Regions from separate parts of the Homo sapiens genome. Here all the other regions are linked to region 1. A link is a loop called in an ENCODE intact Hi-C map of the cell type or tissue named here. Cell type or tissue: HCT116. All regions are shown on one strand. Links, peaks and the distances in the headings refer to the core of each region. The heading gives the core; the rest is flanking DNA.

Region 1 (7,469 bases), core at 144-4,143:
CAGAGCCAGATCCCACCTCCAGAGCCAGAGGGCCCAGATGCTATCACCCATAGCTGTCCTGGGGCGATGCCTCAGGAAGCGGAGTCCCTCATAGCTGTGGACAGCCCTGGCCCCTCCACTAGACTGCAGACTCTCTGTCCTTGGGCTGTGCGCCCCTTGAGCAAGGCTGCTGCTCTCAGTGAACTCCCACACATGCACACCCTCAACCTTGTCCCTGCCCACCTTGGACTCATGGTTGGCAGGTTCCATCCTTCTACCCCTCCCCAAAATACTCCCCCATCACCCCATCACAACTCGAGGAGCATTCCACTGTTCTGTCATTTACTGAGGCCTGCCACTAGCTGGGGTGAGAAGGCAGCTAGGGTCCTGTGTTTTAGCTGCAGAAGTTAGAACTCTGGGAGTTCAAGCACCTTCCCACCAAGATCACAAGACACATGAACTGGGACTGCTTGGCCTGAAGCCCTTGTCCACTGTCATTCCCCTTTTGTCCCCACCACCTCTGAAATGACATCAGCCACCTCCTCCTAGAGGCCTTCCCAGTTACCTCTACCCAGGTGAGGCCATCAGCCCTTCCTGCATCTTGAAACCCTCACAGTCCTGCCACTATTTCACCTAGGGTGGCCCCAGCCCACAGAGAGCATGGTTCCTTCATGGAGGGGTCAGGATCCCCCATATCCCTGTCTCACTTGCATCCCCCTGCACCCTGCAAAGCCACTGTGGGGACTGGACTTGCCTCCTCACGATGGATGCGGGACAGGTAGTTCACAAACAGGTTCTCAGGGCCTGGAGGCTGCCAAGAGGAGAAGCCCCTGGTGAGCAGGCGTCCTCCCCACAACCCGTGGCCCCGGCAGCTGTCCCTTCCATGCTCCCATCCTTACATCGGCATCATCCATGGCGGTGCCAGTGGTGGTGCCGTCCACAGTGGGGCTGGCACTGCTGGCACTGTCGTGGTCCAAAGTGACAATGAGCACCTGGGCAGCCTCCTCCACCAGGGGTTCCCGGTAGTCAGAGAAGAGCAGGTGGTTGTAGGGGATCCCGTAGCCCACAGGGTCATAGGCACACACGGTGTTGAGGAGGGAGGTGAAGAGGGGCAGGGCATGTCTGCAGCAGGAGAGGGACAAGGCTGCAGAGGCTGCACTGGGGCCCAGCCCCCTGGCCACACCTCTCTGGCCACGTGGGAAGGTCAGCCTCATTCAACAAGCATTTTAGCACCACGTCAGGGAGTGGCTTGGAAAGAGTGGGTGTGGGAAGCCCAGAGCCATGATTAGGACACATTCATACCCCTTAGGGTCTTAAGGGGCAGATACCCTCCCTTGGGTCCTCAGAGATGGGAATGGAGGCCTGTGGAGAAGGTGGGCTTCCCCTCAGGGAGCAGAGCCCACGCTCAGCCAACCAGCTCCCAAGCCACAGAATGACTCCACTCAGACTCAAGAGATGTCAGGGTTCAAGCTGCTCAGCTTACAGATGAGGAAGCTGAGACCCAGAGAGGTTAAGTGAGGGACAAAGGGTGGCAGTTTGCCTGATAAGGCTGGTGAGAAAGAAAACTCTGGCCAGCCTCGGACTGTGGCTGGTGGAGGGGGTCGCCTGGCTCCCTTCTCTTCTGGAGTAGGGTGGAAGGTTGAACAGAAGGCTAGGAAACCTGAAGAATAAGGCGTGTCATGTAGGGACCAGAGTCTGGAAGGCGGAGGTCGACCGCCACCTGCCGGGCACAGACCCTATGCAGCCAACACAGCTCCCAGTGGGAGCTACCTGCTCAAATACTCAACTCTGCCACGTGGCACGTGTGACACCCTCCCCCCACCCCGTGCTCACGTGTCCCCCACAGTCCATGAGTGCCCCATGTGGGCTGGGCCTCCCTGCCCTTCGAGGTATTTGTCACACACTCCCCGACCCGGTCTCTAAGCTGCAGAGTCCCACACAGCAGCCTCAAGCCACAAGGAGCTGTCGAGCCCTTGGAATGTGGCTGATCGGAACCAAGACAAATACACACTGGATTTTGAAAACTTAGTATGAAAAGGGGGATGTCAAACAGCTCAGTAATGTTGTATACTGATTCCATGTTAAATGCTAAAGTTTGGGGTATATTGGGTTATATGAAATATATTATTAATTATTGTATTTATTTATTTTTTTTTTTGGAAACAGAGTCTCACTCTGTCACCCAGGCTGGAGCGCAGTGGCGCAATCTCGGCTCACTGCAACCTCCGCCTCCCGGGTTCAAGCGATTCTCGTGCCTCAGCCTCCCGAGTAGCTGGGATTACAGGCACCCGCCACCAAGCCTGGCTAATTTTTGTATTTTTAGTAGAGATACGGTTTCACCATGTTGGCCAGGCTGGTCTGAAACTCCTGACCTCAGGTAATCTGCCCACGTTGGCCTCCCAAAGTGCTGGGATTACAGGTGTGAGCCACCGCGCCTGGCCCAATTTTACTTTTTAACTTTTTTAATTTTAAAATTGCACTCGTGGTTTGCATTCTATTTCTACTGGACAGGCGGCTCTTGATGGAGGACCCAGGGACGGATTACTGAGGGGCCCCCAGATTCTGTCCTGTCGAGGACTCCAAGGAGAGACGGGGCTAGTGTGAGGTGTGGCTGGTAAGTTAAAGTTCATCACCACCAGGGGGCAGCACCTCCCCTCAAACGAGACCCAGAGCTGGCGAATGGACTCAGCTCTGGATTGCCTGGAATAAGAGGGAAGAGAGCGCAGAAAGGCCAAGGGCCCTTCACCTGTTCTCCGTGGAACAAAAGAACTGAACCCATGGGTTGGTGCTGCCACTTTCCGGAGCTGGGGGCAGGTACATGGCCTCGGAGAAGCATGTCAGCAGCAGTTTCAGCAGCTCCATCCTTGTAGGAGGAAGGGGGAGGGCACCTTAGGATCCCAGTCCCCTCTTGGAGGTTCTGCCCACCCAGCCCAGCGCCCCAGCCCAGGTCCATGGAAGGAAGTTACTCCCGTTGACCCCTGTAAGGTCAAGGTCGGGTCATAGGTGAGGACGGTCTTCTGGGAAGACCCCATGGGCTTTCTGAGCTGTGCGGGGGCCCGGCCCGGGGTCCAGCTGCATTGAGGGCTCCGGGCCTGGGCGAAGCTCACCGGTTCATATCGTGGATGTAGTTAGGCTGGGGGGAGTGAGCGAAGCCCACACCAGCCTCCCAGATGTATTCACAGCTGTCCAGGGAGTGGACGTCCTCTGCCGAGTCCTGGGGACAGGCCAGGAAGAAGCCGGGTTAGGGGGTCGAGAGGTGAACAGCAGCCTGGGTCAGAACCTGGCCACCTCGAGCCTCACACAGTCCCAGGGGCAGAGACCGCCAGTTCTCCTAAAGACAGGTCCTCAAAATGGCCTGGCCCTCATGCACAAGAGCAGGAGTGAATATTCTTAGGCCTCTTGAAAGCTCATTTTTCTTCCATCTCAGACTGGTTCTTTCACTTGCTCAGTCCAGTTTGGGACAGGGAGAAAGGGAGGGAGGGGCAGGGGATTGGGTGCCCCGGGTTTGGGGGTGGGCAGAGAAGACTCAAGGTGAAGTCCATGCCACCACAGGAAGCAAGAGGGCCAGCCCTCCTGTGTCTGAGCCCCACACCCCTGGGCAAGCAAAGACAATGGGTGTCTGTGCCCAGCCATCCGAACGCAGCGGGCAGGGCCAGCCCCAGCTGGCTTCCCTCAGCTGTACCAGCTGCCACCCAGGCCTACATGTGCCAGGCAGCTCAGCTCTCCTGGAGCCCCCCGGCCCCCAGTGCAATCCGCCCAAGGGAACTTCAACTGGCCCGGCCCCAACCCAGGACCAGAGCCTACTCCGCCTGGGGGTGGGGGGCTGGGGGACACTCACCACAGTGCTCCTCCGGTGGCTCTGAACCGTGAAGTCCGGGCAGAAGAGCAGGTCAGCAATGGCCAGGAGCAGGGACTCGGCCAGGGGCCTGGCATGCTCATCATCCTCTTCTCCCTGCTGGGGACACAGCACCCACAGGCTGCCTCAGTGATAGCTGGCCAGGAAGAGGTGGCCCAGGGCTTGGGGGTGGTGGAGGACAGGGGCTGAGCCCAGGCGGGCACCCATGGGCAGAGGAATGAAGGGACAGGAAGTGGACTCCTGGTTGCCCCAAACCTCCCAAGGCAGAAGTGGGGCACAGCAGGGAGCCGGGCCGGGAACAGCGAGGGAACCTCCCCTACTGACTGGAGGGGGCCGGGCGGTGACCCCAACATCAAGAGTCTCAGCCCTGCTAGGAATCACTGTGTTGCATCCCTCAGCACCTCACCTGGACATAAACCCAGGGCAGGTGGTGTGGGGGAGAGAGGACAGTGTGGTCCCTCTCCGGCCCTCAGAGGGCCCAGCTCCTCTGCCTCCACCTCTGCCCAGTGACCCCTGGCTCTCAGCTTCTCTCCATACCCTACTTCCTCCAGACTGTGGGCACAGAAACCCCCATGGGAGGGGAACTGAGGGCCCAAGGAGGTGGCATTGAACACCATCCCTCAGCAGCACCCACTGGCCCCACCCCTGTACTTCCCAAATCCCAGAAGAGGCTTGGAGGAGCATGGCCGGCCCTAAAGGGCGCTCTCCCTGTGACGCCAACTCTGCCTCCCACCCAGCCCTGGCCAGGCCCACAGACCCCTCCTCGCCCTGCCCCGGGCACTGTGGACCAGAAGAAGCCCCTCCAGTCGGGGTCCTCAAAGATGTAGGGCAGCACGCGGGTGAGCAGCCGGCTGCAGTTCAGGACGATCTGCTTCTCCTTCTCCGAGTGGCAGCCACTCTCAGCTCCCTGCACCAGCTTCTCAACGGCCTGTGGGGGCAGGCAGGAGCAGAGGGCAGGCTGGAAGGTGGGGAAAGGACCCTGGCACTTGGGGTCAGGGTGGGCACCCAGGCTGCAGAGGAGGGTCAGGGGGGGCACCCAGGCTGCAGAGGAGAGACAGTGGGGCCACAGGCAGAGGAGCCACCTGGAGTTGGGGTCGGCCAGCCTTGGGGGACTGGGACACAGGCCAGAGCAGCTTGGAGCATCAGGACAGCCAGGGCCCAGCTAGCCACTGGATGGCTGAGGCCTTGCTAAGTGAGTCTCCCAGCCTCAGTTTCCCTATCTGTAAACTGGCGACCCTGGCAGTACCCACCCCACAGAGGGAGCTAAATGAACTGATCTGTGGAAGGTGCTCAGTCAGATGTGGCCTGGAGGACTCCCCCATAAATGACGGCTGCCGTGGTCCCAACGCCCAGCAAAGAGAACCACAGAGAAGTGGAAGAGCTGAGTGAGGCCACAGGGCTGCCTGCCCCTGTGGGGCGGGAGGCCCTGGATGCGCCTGCCTTCTCCTGCTGTGGGCTGGGAGGGTGGAAGAGTAGCAGGAGGGACTGGGCAGCCCTCACCTTGTAGCACAGGGTGGCCAAGTTGGAGGGTGACTCTTCCCGCACGGCCCGGATCTCTGCTGCCGGCACCAGTGCAAACACATCCTGCACCGAGGTGGCTGTGTCTGCCCAGAACTGGTCCCAAAAGGCATCATCGGTGGCTTCCACGGGCTGTGGGGGGACCAAGGGTCCAGAGTTACACAACTCCTGGCCAGAGGGCCTACACTTTGCCCAACTTGTGGCCAGGAGAGACCCTGAGAGGGAAGCCAGAGTCCCCCTACCTGCTGGGGTCCCAGAGCCATCCCACATGGGTGGGGGACATACTTCAGCCACCACAACCCCTGGACAGCACAGTCAGGCTGGAGACACCAGGCATGCATGGTCAGGGGTCAGCTAGGCACAGAGTCAGCCAAAGCCCAACGCCACCCCTGAGGAGGTGTGTGACCCTGGTTAAGTCACCATCCTCCCCTGGCAAAGCAGGCTGACCTCCCCACCTGGGCACAGCCCCAGGCCACACCATTAGGTCAAATGCTCAGGGATCCAGGTCAAGACCATGCCCTCTCTCCATGGGAAGAAGACAAAGGTGACTTGTACTCCGTTTCCAGTCACCCAGGATGCCCGCCACAGGCCTCCGGCTCTGCCCTCTCACAGCACACCCAAAACAGCTGCCACATCTGGTGAATTCACCTCTGTGGCTCTCTGACCCCAACACGCCCCTCTCAGCGCCCACCTCCAGCGCTGCAGCTCAGGCTGCCCTTGCCAGGGCTGCCAACTTCAAATCCACCTCTTTCAACCCTGCCTCTATGCTGCTGCCAACGCATGCACCGAGGTGGCATCCTGCATGCACCACGGCACCGCTGCCACAGGCACTGCTTCCTCACCCAGAGCCCTTCAGGGGCTCCCCACTGCCTGCTGGGACAAGTCCAAACCTCAGCCCAGCACTCAGCCAAGATCTCACAGAAACATGCCTTACACACGTGCACACAGACACACATGCGTACACACGTGTCATACACACATACACCTGCATTTACTACTCCAGGACTCCACCCTGCCATCTCTTCTCTTGACCTTCACCCAAGCTGTTCTCTCTTCCCCCTTCCCCTTTTCCCCACAACAATGCATTCCAAAATCCATTCCCACGGAGGCAACAGGCCTTAAAAACACACATGCCCAGCCAGGCACAGTGGCTCATGCCTGTAATCCCAGCACTTTGGGAGGCTGAGGTGGGTGGATCACCTGATCAGGAGTTCGAGACCAGCCTGGCCAACATGGTGAAACTCTGTCTCTACTAAAAATACAAAAATTAGCCAGGCGTGGTGGCAGGCGCCTGTAATCCCAGCTACTCGGGAAGCTGAGGCTGGAGAATCACTTGAACCCAGGAGGCAGAGGTTGCAGTGAGCCAAGATCATGCCACTGCACTCCAGCCTGGGCAACAAGAGCAAAACCCCATCTCAAAAAAAAAAAAGTACACAAGATATAAAACTTCGTCTAGGATGCTCACAATTCATGTTAAATTATACATGAATAAAAGACTAGAAGAGGCTGGGTGAGGTGGCTCACGCCTGTAATCCCAACACTTTGGGAGACTGAGGCGGGTGGATCACAAGGTCAGGAGTTCAAGACCAGCCTGGCCAAGATGGTGAAACCCCGTCTCTACTAAAAACACTAAAATTAGCTGGGCATGGTGACGGGTGCCTGTAATCCCAGCTACTCAGGAGGCTGAGGCAGAGAATTGCTTGAACCCAGGAGGCAGAGGTCGCAGTGAGCCGAGATCGCGCCACTGCATTCCAGCCTGGGTGACAGAGCAAGACTCTGTCTCAAAAAAAAAAAAAAAAAAAAAAAGACTAGAAGAAAATGAACCAGAATGTTAGTAGCAACTCTCTCTCTGGGTGGTTTTATATTTTTCTTTATGTTTTTCTGTAAGAGCACATGTTACTATTTTTTTCCTTTTGAATGTTCATCTGTTAAGGGACCAGAGTGTCCAAGGCACGCGCACCTCCTCGGGCCCATCCCTTTATGGCTCCTTCTGAGTGTCACTTCCTGCAAGACACCTTCCTGCTTTCTCCAACACAGCTTTTTTCCTTCTCTGAAATCCTACAGCCAATAAAACCTGAGGTCCCTGCTACCACCACAAGCCTGCACTTCATACATG
Region 2 (4,029 bases), core at 30-4,029, 280 kb after region 1:
GGGGCAGGGAGGAACCAGGGAACATGGTCTGTGCCACCTTCCTTTCCCCAGAGATGTCCGATTGCTGAGCTTGTTCACCTGGGCTCCGCAAGCTTCCCCCGTGTCTATGGCAGCTGGTGATTTTTTTTTTGTGACGGAGGCTTGGAGTACATGTCCCAGGATCACATCCAGCAGCTAGAGTGGCTGGGACAAGCTGGCGGGGGCCAAGCACTGTTGAAGCAATAGGGTCTGGTGACTCAGCTCAAGTGTGGCCCGATCTCATCACCTCCAGACCCAACATCTCGCTGACAGTGCCCCTCAGTAGCTGGGGAACAGTTGAGGTTTCTGGGCAGCACATTAGGACATATGTCTAGTGTAACATTTGTGATCCTGAGGCCTCCTGTGTCCAGCCACAGGTGCCACACCACATGCCATCTGGTGAGAGGAGAGGGAGGCCAAAGCAGTAGGATGTAGAGTGGCGGTAGATTCCAAGGGGAGGATAGCAGTTTATTTCATGCCAAGCAAGAGGTAGTCAGTAGGATGGCCTGTCCCCACGGCTGGAGGCACGCTTTTCCCAGAAAGCTGAGTACCTGCTTCTGGAGAAGGGGAAATACTGGCTCTCTTCATTTTCCTTCCTATCCCTAGTTGGGCCTGTCATGAGGCCAAATTCCATGTCCTGCCAAGATGTCCATAGGACACAGCCTGCCACTGCCAGGGACAAGCACACAACTCATCACTCCGTGGCCATTCCAGGACGATGCTGTCCACCAGAGGCAGGGCTGGGGACTTTGCAGTATGCCAGTTCCTTATTCTGGGCCAGGCACCTTCCTGGGCCACCTCCCTGGGGATGGCAGCAGGAGCTGGTTGGCGGGGGAAGCATGGAATTGCAACAGGGCTGCAGCCCCTTGGGCCGTGCATCTGTCAGGTGTGAGGATGTGGCTCTTGTGGGGAATGACCCATGACAGTCTCTCTTTAGAGACTCCCACCCCCCACCCCCCACCCCAGTGGCTTCAGTGAATGCCAGTAGAAGGAAGCAAACACCTACGCCAAGCCTGGGGGTCCATGTTCCCGGGACAGCAGTGAAGTCAGGGGCCACTCCGCACCCCTGACAGCATATGGCCACTTCAAGTCACACAGGTAGATAAAAACAGGTCCTTTTAGGGGCCAAAGGAGAGGTTATCACAGCAGCAGTTTGGTTCTCAGCAGAAATGCCCAGGGCCCCTGTTCCACATCAAAGCTACAAGCACTGTTGTCAGGGCATGGAGAGTGACGGGACCAGAGCCCTCCTCGTCTCAGGGCAGCCTGCCTGGCTTCAAGGTGGAGATCACAGCGTCCTCTGGGGTCATAGGTTCCCCCACTGTTCCACAGGAGGGAACTGGTCCACCTCGCCCACCTCTGTGCTCAGCTGCTCCCCCAGGGCGAAGGTCAGCTTATACCGAAGCCGCACCTTCTCCTGTGACAGAGGGCAGCAAGTGAGATCCAGCCCAGGCGGCCCCTTGGCAGGACGCCCTCTATTCTGCTACCCTCTCTGTGCTAGAGGAATGGTCCCTTTTCCCCGCAACCCCCAACCATGCTCAGACACTTAACCTAAGGCAGCAAAGGGATGTGTCAATCCTACAGTCAAAACACTTCCAGCTGGGAGGTGGTGGGCCTGACGTCCTAATCTGGGGCAGCTGGGGCCTCAGGCTGGGACCCCTGGGTTCTTTGCTGCTCACCTTCAGTGGATTGGCCAGCAACATGACCTGGGTGATGGCTGCAGGTGGCTGGATGGGGCTAAATGGAGAGAGTTCTGTCCCAGAAGGTGGCTGCAACTTCACTTTCATTGACTAAAGAGAGAGAAACTCCTTTGAAGAGAACTGGTAGGTGCCCCCAGATGGAACCTGCAGTGCACACACACACTGCCACCTGCTGGCTGCAAAGGCCTCTACACAACAGGGTCAAGATAAGGCCGTTTTGGCCCCAGGGAGACACTGGTACCTTGGGCACTGCAGCCTGCAGCACGATGCTCTTGACAGGTAAGGGAGCCGTGTTCAGCATGGACACCACCACCACCAGCACGTCAGGTCGTCCTGGGGGACACTCCTTGGCAAAGTGGAAGAGGATGCGGAAGCCGTTTTTATCGTAGGCTGTCACAGGAAGGGCACTGCCTGTAAGAACGTGACGTGAGTGTGGGAGGAGCAGCACCAGAGACACCCAACAGAGCCCCGGCGGTGAGGAGAAAAGGGCTACTCCGTGGTCATGATGAGTCCAGTGCTTCCTAACGGAATCTGGGAGAGGCGCTCAGTGAGGAGCTTAAGACTGAGAATGCAGGCAGGGAGGCCTGCCTGGCTTTAAGGGACCCCCTGCAAAGAGTGCCTGGATCCATCCCTGTCGCATGTCCTACAGCTCCGTGGCTATAGGCCCCACCGCCCCACCCACCTCAATCCTCCAACACCTACTAGGCTTGATCGATTCCAGGGGCACGTGGATGCTGGCCAGGGAGAGCTCAGGCCCCTTCGGGGGGCTGCCCTGGGACTGGAAACTCAGTGGCTGGAAGAGCGGGCTGCCGGGCCCCGTGGAGAAGGGCAGGAGGGGCCTGGCTGGGGTGGTGGTGGGGATGAGAGGGGAGGTAGTGGGTTTCACCAAGCCCGAGGTCCTGGGAGGTGGGAAGGATGGAAAGCACGTCAGAGAGCCAGCCAGAGCTGCAGGACTCTCACCCAAGGCCCCTGACCATGCTCTTACCCAGGCCCACCCCTTGCCTTCCAGCCTGACTGATGGGACTACAAGGCACCCCCACCCCTTCAAAGTTAGCTCTGGTTCTGACACATTCAGGCCCAACCCTCAGCAACCCCACATCTCCTCCCACTCATTACACTTTGGCCTCTTCTAGAAGCTGATCGAGGGCATCCAGGTGGTGCAGCGCGCTGTTGCCCAACGCCAAGCCATGGTGCCCAGGGACTGCGGGCTCAACTTTTGGGGCCAAGGCTGGGGCCACTCCAGTAGAAAACAAGGAGGAGCCCGCACTGGGGGCAGGAACACTGGCTGGGACCACAGGAGCTGGGAAGGGAGGCGGCAGTGGAGCTTGGGAGCTGCTTGAGGAGGGGGCTGAGGGCTGGAGCAGAGGAGCATCGGAGGCGCCACAGGCAGCGGTCCCCGGCCTGGGGCTGAAGAAGTCCAGGTCGGACTGTTCCCTCTATGAACAACAGAAAGGGTGGTGAGCCGAGGGCGGGTGGGGAGGGCCTGCCGCTGGAACGGGGCGCAGCCCTCCAAGGACTGCACGGAAGACAGCCCCGGAGGCACTCATTGTTCCCCGCTGCAGCTGGCACGCTCTGGAGGGAAGGACAGCTAACTGCAGCCCAGGAGACATGACGCTGGAAAGTGGAGGTCCTTGGCACAGTAGTGCTGTCACCGATCCTGTGCCCCTACCTGGAGCAGGTGCCACTGGCTGTTCCCAGCTGACTCTTTGGGAGGAACATTAGGGGCTGGGTCGGCGAGGCCTGACAATAGAGAAGAAAACAGGATGAGAAGAGGCTCTGAGCTAGGCAGCCCTAGCCCCGCCTTGCCTGAGGAGGGGTCAGGTGACAAGTGACATCAATGGGTGAAGGCGCCGGGAGAAGCTGTTCTGCAGGCAGCCTCCAGAGGGGAATGGAGCGCTCCAGTCCATGATGCAGAAGCGGGGGGCCTGTGGGGCGGGGTGCAGGGCAGGAGGCAGAGTCCACCGGGAGGATGGCCCTGGGGCCCTCAGGGTCGCTGAACTTCACTGAGTACCTCCAACTCAGGGTTCTTTGCCCACCCCAACAGTCACACTGGGGCCCCGCTCAGGGCTCCTAATTCCACACACCCTTCCTCCCAGAGCCCTGTCAGGGGATGCCCCTGACGCCCCCTGTGGGCCGCACCCAAGCAGAGTAGCTCCTCGTCCAGCCAGGAGAGGGCGTTGCTTGTGCTGCTGGGCCCCAGGGTGGCCTCGGCCTGGCTAGAGGAGCGGCTCCGTGGAGGTCCTGAGGCCTGGGGTGGTGGAGGGAGGATTGGGATGCCTGAGGAGGGTGGAGTAGGTGCTGGGGCCAACACGGA
Region 3 (4,029 bases), core at 30-4,029, 240 kb after region 1:
TGAAACAGGGTCTCACTTTGTCATCGGAGTGCCAGGATCTCGGCTGACTGCAACCTCTGCCTCTTGAGCTCAAGCGATCACCCCAACCTCAGCCTCCTGGGTAGCTGGAACTATAGCATGTGCTACCACACCTGGATAATTTTGCTGTTTTCTATAGTGATGAGGTCTCATTATATATATACAGTCCTTCTAATACGTCAGTTGGGATATTGAATGCAGGGAAATAGTGTCACATTTCACAATATTATACATTCACTGAATACTGACATACACAATACTTTATATTCACTGCCTATTGATATACATATTGTACAAACATAACTTAAGAGAACAGTCCTGTAAGCTTTTTGTGTGCAGGTATCATTGCCTTTCATCTTTGTAGTCTCAGCAAATAGCAAAGTCCTGAGAGCCAGTAATCAATAAGTGTTCATTGACTTATTGATGCAGCAATAACTTTGTGTAGTACTTTTCTTTTTTTTGAGACAAGAGTCTAGTGACTCTGTCACCCAGGCTAGAGTGCAGTGGCACCATCTTGTCTCACTGCAACCTCCGCCTCCCAGGTTCAAGTGATTCTCCTGCCTCAGCCTCTCTAGTAGCTGAGATTACAGGCACCTGCCACCACATCAAGCTAATTTTTTGTATTTTTAGTAGAGACAGGGTTTTACCATGTAGGCCAGCTGGTCTCAAACTCCTGACCTCGAGTGATCTGCCCGCCTTGGCCTCCCAAAGTTCTGGCATTACAGGTGTGAGCCACCGCACCCAGCCAGTACTTTTTATGAGAAGGCCAAAAATGCTTAAACAGGGTCTCCCAAATGCCTGTCAGTTACACAGCTTCAACACTGATATGACAATTTCAAGTTCTAGGCCGATTAATGCTCAAATCCTACCTCTCTGTACATTAGTGGATTCACATAGGGCACTGAAATGAGGCCCAATGACTTGAAGCTGTTTGTTTCATAAAATGAACAGAAACAATATGAATAAAGCTATATTTTGCAGATTTGTGTGAATATAGATATTATCTGTACTCTTCTATCTTCTCTCAATAATTGATTACATACACTCTATCCAGGAGTATGAGGCTGCAGTGAACTATGATTGAGCCACTGAACTCCATCCTGGGCAGCAGAGCAAGTCTCTGTCTCTAAATAGGCCAGGCAAGGTGGTTCTTGACTGTAACCCTAGCACTTTGGGAGGCCAAGGTTGGAGAATCGATTGAGGGCAGGAGTTAGAGATCACCCTGGGCAACATAATGAGATCTTGTCTCTACAGCATTTTTTGTTGTTGTTGTTGTTTGTTTGTTTGTTTTTTGAGACAGAGTCTCCCTCTGTCGCCTAAGCTGGAGTGCAGTGGCATGACCTCGGCTTATTGCAACCTCCACCTCTCAGGTTCAAGTGATTCTCTTGCCTCAGCCTCCTGAGTAGCTGGGACTATAGGTGTGCGCCACCACGCCTGGCTAATTTTTGTAGTTTTCATAGAGACTGGGTTTCTCCACGTTGGTCAGGCTGGTCTTGAACTCCCGATCTCAGGTGATCTGTCCGCCTCAGCCTCCCAAAGTGCTGGGATTACAGGTGTGAGCCACCGTGCCTGGCATTTTTTTTTTTTTTTGAAATGGAGTCGTGCTCTGCCGCCCAGGCTGGAGTGCAGTGGCATGATCTCAGCTCACTGCAACCTTTGCCTCCCGGGTTCAAGCGATTCTCCTGCCTCAGCCTCCTGAGTAGCTGGGACTACAGGCATGGGTCACCATGCCTGGCTATTTTTTGTATTTTTAGTAGAGACAGGGTTTCACCATATTGGTCACGCTGGTCTTGAACTCCTTACCTCAGGTGATCTGCCAGCCTTGGCTTCCCAAAGTGCTGGGATTACAAGCATGAGCCACCGTGCCCAGCCCCAAATAACCTTTTAATAAGAATTCTGCATAAAAATTATTTGTGAGGCACTTCTTTTATTCATTTAAATCTCCTTTTTGGTGCTTATATAAAACACATCTCTCTTGATTATTTCTTGGAAGTGTAATTATGAGGACAAAAAGATGAACATTTTCAAACTTTTTGAAATAATTTTTCATGTCCTGTCAGTCTTCATAGTTATTTTAAACAGGTGAGTAAAGTAACATCTCACTGATATAATTTATTTAGCTAACTTCTACGGTTGAACATATATACCAGCAGCTCTTAACAGAGGTGATTTTGCCCCCTAGAGGACACTGGGAATATATGCAGATATTTTCAGTTTTCACAATTGTGGGATGTTATTGGCATCTAGTGGGTAAAGGTCAGAAGTTGGAGTTCTTGTTCTTGGTGGGGTGTTGTTTTGTTTTGTTTTGTTTTGTTTTTTTGAGTTGGAGTTTTGCTCTTGTTGCCCAGGCTGGAGTGCAATGACGTGATCTCATCTCACCACAACCTCTGCCTCCTGGGTTCAAGCGATTCTCTTGCCTCAGTCTCCCTAGTAGCTGGGATTACAGGCGGATGCCATGAAGCCCAGCTGATTTTTGTATTTTTAGTAGAGACTGTGTTTCACCATGTTGGTCCAGGCTGGTTTCGAACTCCTGACCTCAGGTGATCTGCCCACCTCAGCCTCCCAAACTACTGGGATTACAGGTGTGAGCCACCGCACCCAGCCTGTTTTTTTGTTTTTGTTTTTTTTTTTTCTTTCTGAGACGGAGTCTCCCTCTGTCACCCAGGCTGGAATGCAATGGCATGGTTTTGGCTCACTGCAACCTCCGCCTCCCGGGTTCAAGTGATTCTCCTGCCTCAGCCTCCGGAGTAGCTGGGATTACGGGTGCCTGCCACCATGCCTAATTTTTGTAGTTTTAGTAGAGACGGGGTTTCACCATATTGGCCAGGCTGGTCTCGAACTGCTGACCTCGTGATCCGCCCACCTCGGCCTCCCAAAGTGCTGGGATAACAGGCGTGAGCCACTGCGCCTGGCCATATTGTTGCTTTTGAAACAGGGTCTTGCTGGAGTATAGTGCTATAACAATCGTAGTTCACTGCAGCCTTGACTTGAACTCCTGGGCTCAAGAAATCCTCTGGCCTCAGTCTCCTTCCTCTTGCTGTAGCTAGGGCTACAGGTATGTGCCACTAGTTCCAGCTAGAGTTTTTTTTTTTTTTTTTTTTTTTTTTTTTTTTTTTTTTTTTGAGAGGGAGTCTTACACTGTCGTCCGGGCTGGAGTGCAGTGGTATGATCTTGGCTCACTGCAACCTCCGCCTCCAGGGTTCAAACGATTCTCCTGCCTCAGCCTCAGTAGCTGGGACTACAGGCGCACAACCGCCATGACCAAATAATTTTTTGTATTTTAGTGGAGACGGGGTTTCATCTTGTTGCCCAGGCTGGTCTTGAACTCCTGAGCTCAGGTAATCCGCCCGCCTCGGCCTCCCGAAGTGTTGGGATTATAGGCGTGAGCCACCGCGCCCGGCCTTTTTTTATTTTTTATTTTTTGAGACAGCATCTTGCTCTTGCCCTGTTGCCCAGGCTGAGGCCAGAGATTTTGTTAAATAATGTACACTGTGCCCGGTTCAGGAGCATTAGTTTTATTAGGCTGCATGAAATGTATCCACTTAAGACTTTACCAGGCTGGGTGCGGTGGCTCATGCCTGTAACCCTAGCACTTTGGGAGTCTGAGGCGGGTGGATCACCTGAGGTCAGGCGTTCGAGTCCAGCCTGACCAATATGGCGAAACCCCGTCTCTACTAAAAAATAAAAAATTAGCCCGGCGTAGTGGCGTGTGCCTGTAGTCCCAGCTGCTCGGGAGGCTTAGGCAGCAGAATCGCTTGAACCCGGGAGACGGAGGTTGCAGTAAGCCGAGATCGTGCCACTCCACTCCAGCCTGGCGACAGAGCAAGACTCTGTCTCAAAAAGACAAAAAAAAAAAAAAAAAAAAAAAGACAAAGAAAAAAAAAAGAGAGAGAGAGCTTGTTAGATCTTAGTGCTATATTTCCTTGATTATTTTTATTTTAAGGCTGACAAAATGCCATTTAAGATAATAAAAGTAGTTAAATTGCCTGACCAAGAGCTAGATAACATTGA

The links. Peaks named below come from ENCODE experiments on the same cell type or tissue, not always from the same donor. Only the 100,000 strongest peaks of a DNase experiment are listed, where the experiment ranks them.
Region 2: a loop joins it to region 1, with 16 times the contacts of the local background. A loop is called at or near these places in 5 of 110 quality-filtered maps.
Region 3: a loop joins it to region 1, with 19 times the contacts of the local background. A loop is called at or near these places in 67 of 110 quality-filtered maps.

What each region holds. Positions count from the first base shown.
Region 1 is chr17:74,959,148-74,966,616 of GRCh38, forward strand. HID1 (HID1 domain containing) reads right to left here. Exons shown (of 19, transcript NM_030630.3): 2 at 5,336-5,485; 3 at 4,593-4,763; 4 at 3,818-3,934; 5 at 3,087-3,193; 6 at 2,726-2,842; 7 at 879-1,101; 8 at 734-790. Among named protein-coding and RNA genes, the nearest start is that of HID1-AS1, 7.8 kb to the right of the region's middle. RefSeq lists enhancers at 1,291-1,360, 1,371-1,640, 4,152-4,652 and silencers at 1,567-1,861, 5,717-5,875. In HCT116, for the core only: CTCF peaks have their summits at 1,714 (motif pointing left) and 2,618 (motif pointing right); DNase peaks (open chromatin) are centred at 1,843 and 2,624; H3K27ac peaks cover 474 bases.
Region 2 is chr17:75,236,958-75,240,986 of GRCh38, forward strand. GGA3 (golgi associated, gamma adaptin ear containing, ARF binding protein 3) reads right to left here. Exons shown (of 17, transcript NM_138619.4): 11 at 3,855-4,029; 12 at 3,385-3,455; 13 at 2,832-3,151; 14 at 2,418-2,614; 15 at 1,957-2,126; 16 at 1,695-1,805; 17 at 1-1,432. The coding sequence ends at 1,322. Among named protein-coding and RNA genes, the nearest start is that of GGA3, 23 kb to the right of the region's middle. RefSeq lists a silencer at 3,691-3,985. In HCT116, for the core only: CTCF peaks have their summits at 1,883 (motif pointing left), 2,094 and 3,862 (motif pointing right); DNase peaks (open chromatin) are centred at 1,904, 3,563 and 3,864; H3K27ac peaks cover 1,236 bases.
Region 3 is chr17:75,199,694-75,203,722 of GRCh38, forward strand. No RefSeq gene overlaps it. Among named protein-coding and RNA genes, the nearest start is that of NUP85, 4.0 kb to the right of the region's middle. In HCT116, for the core only: a CTCF peak has its summit at 2,206 (motif pointing left); a DNase peak (open chromatin) is centred at 2,208; H3K4me3 peaks cover 142 bases; H3K27ac peaks cover 185 bases.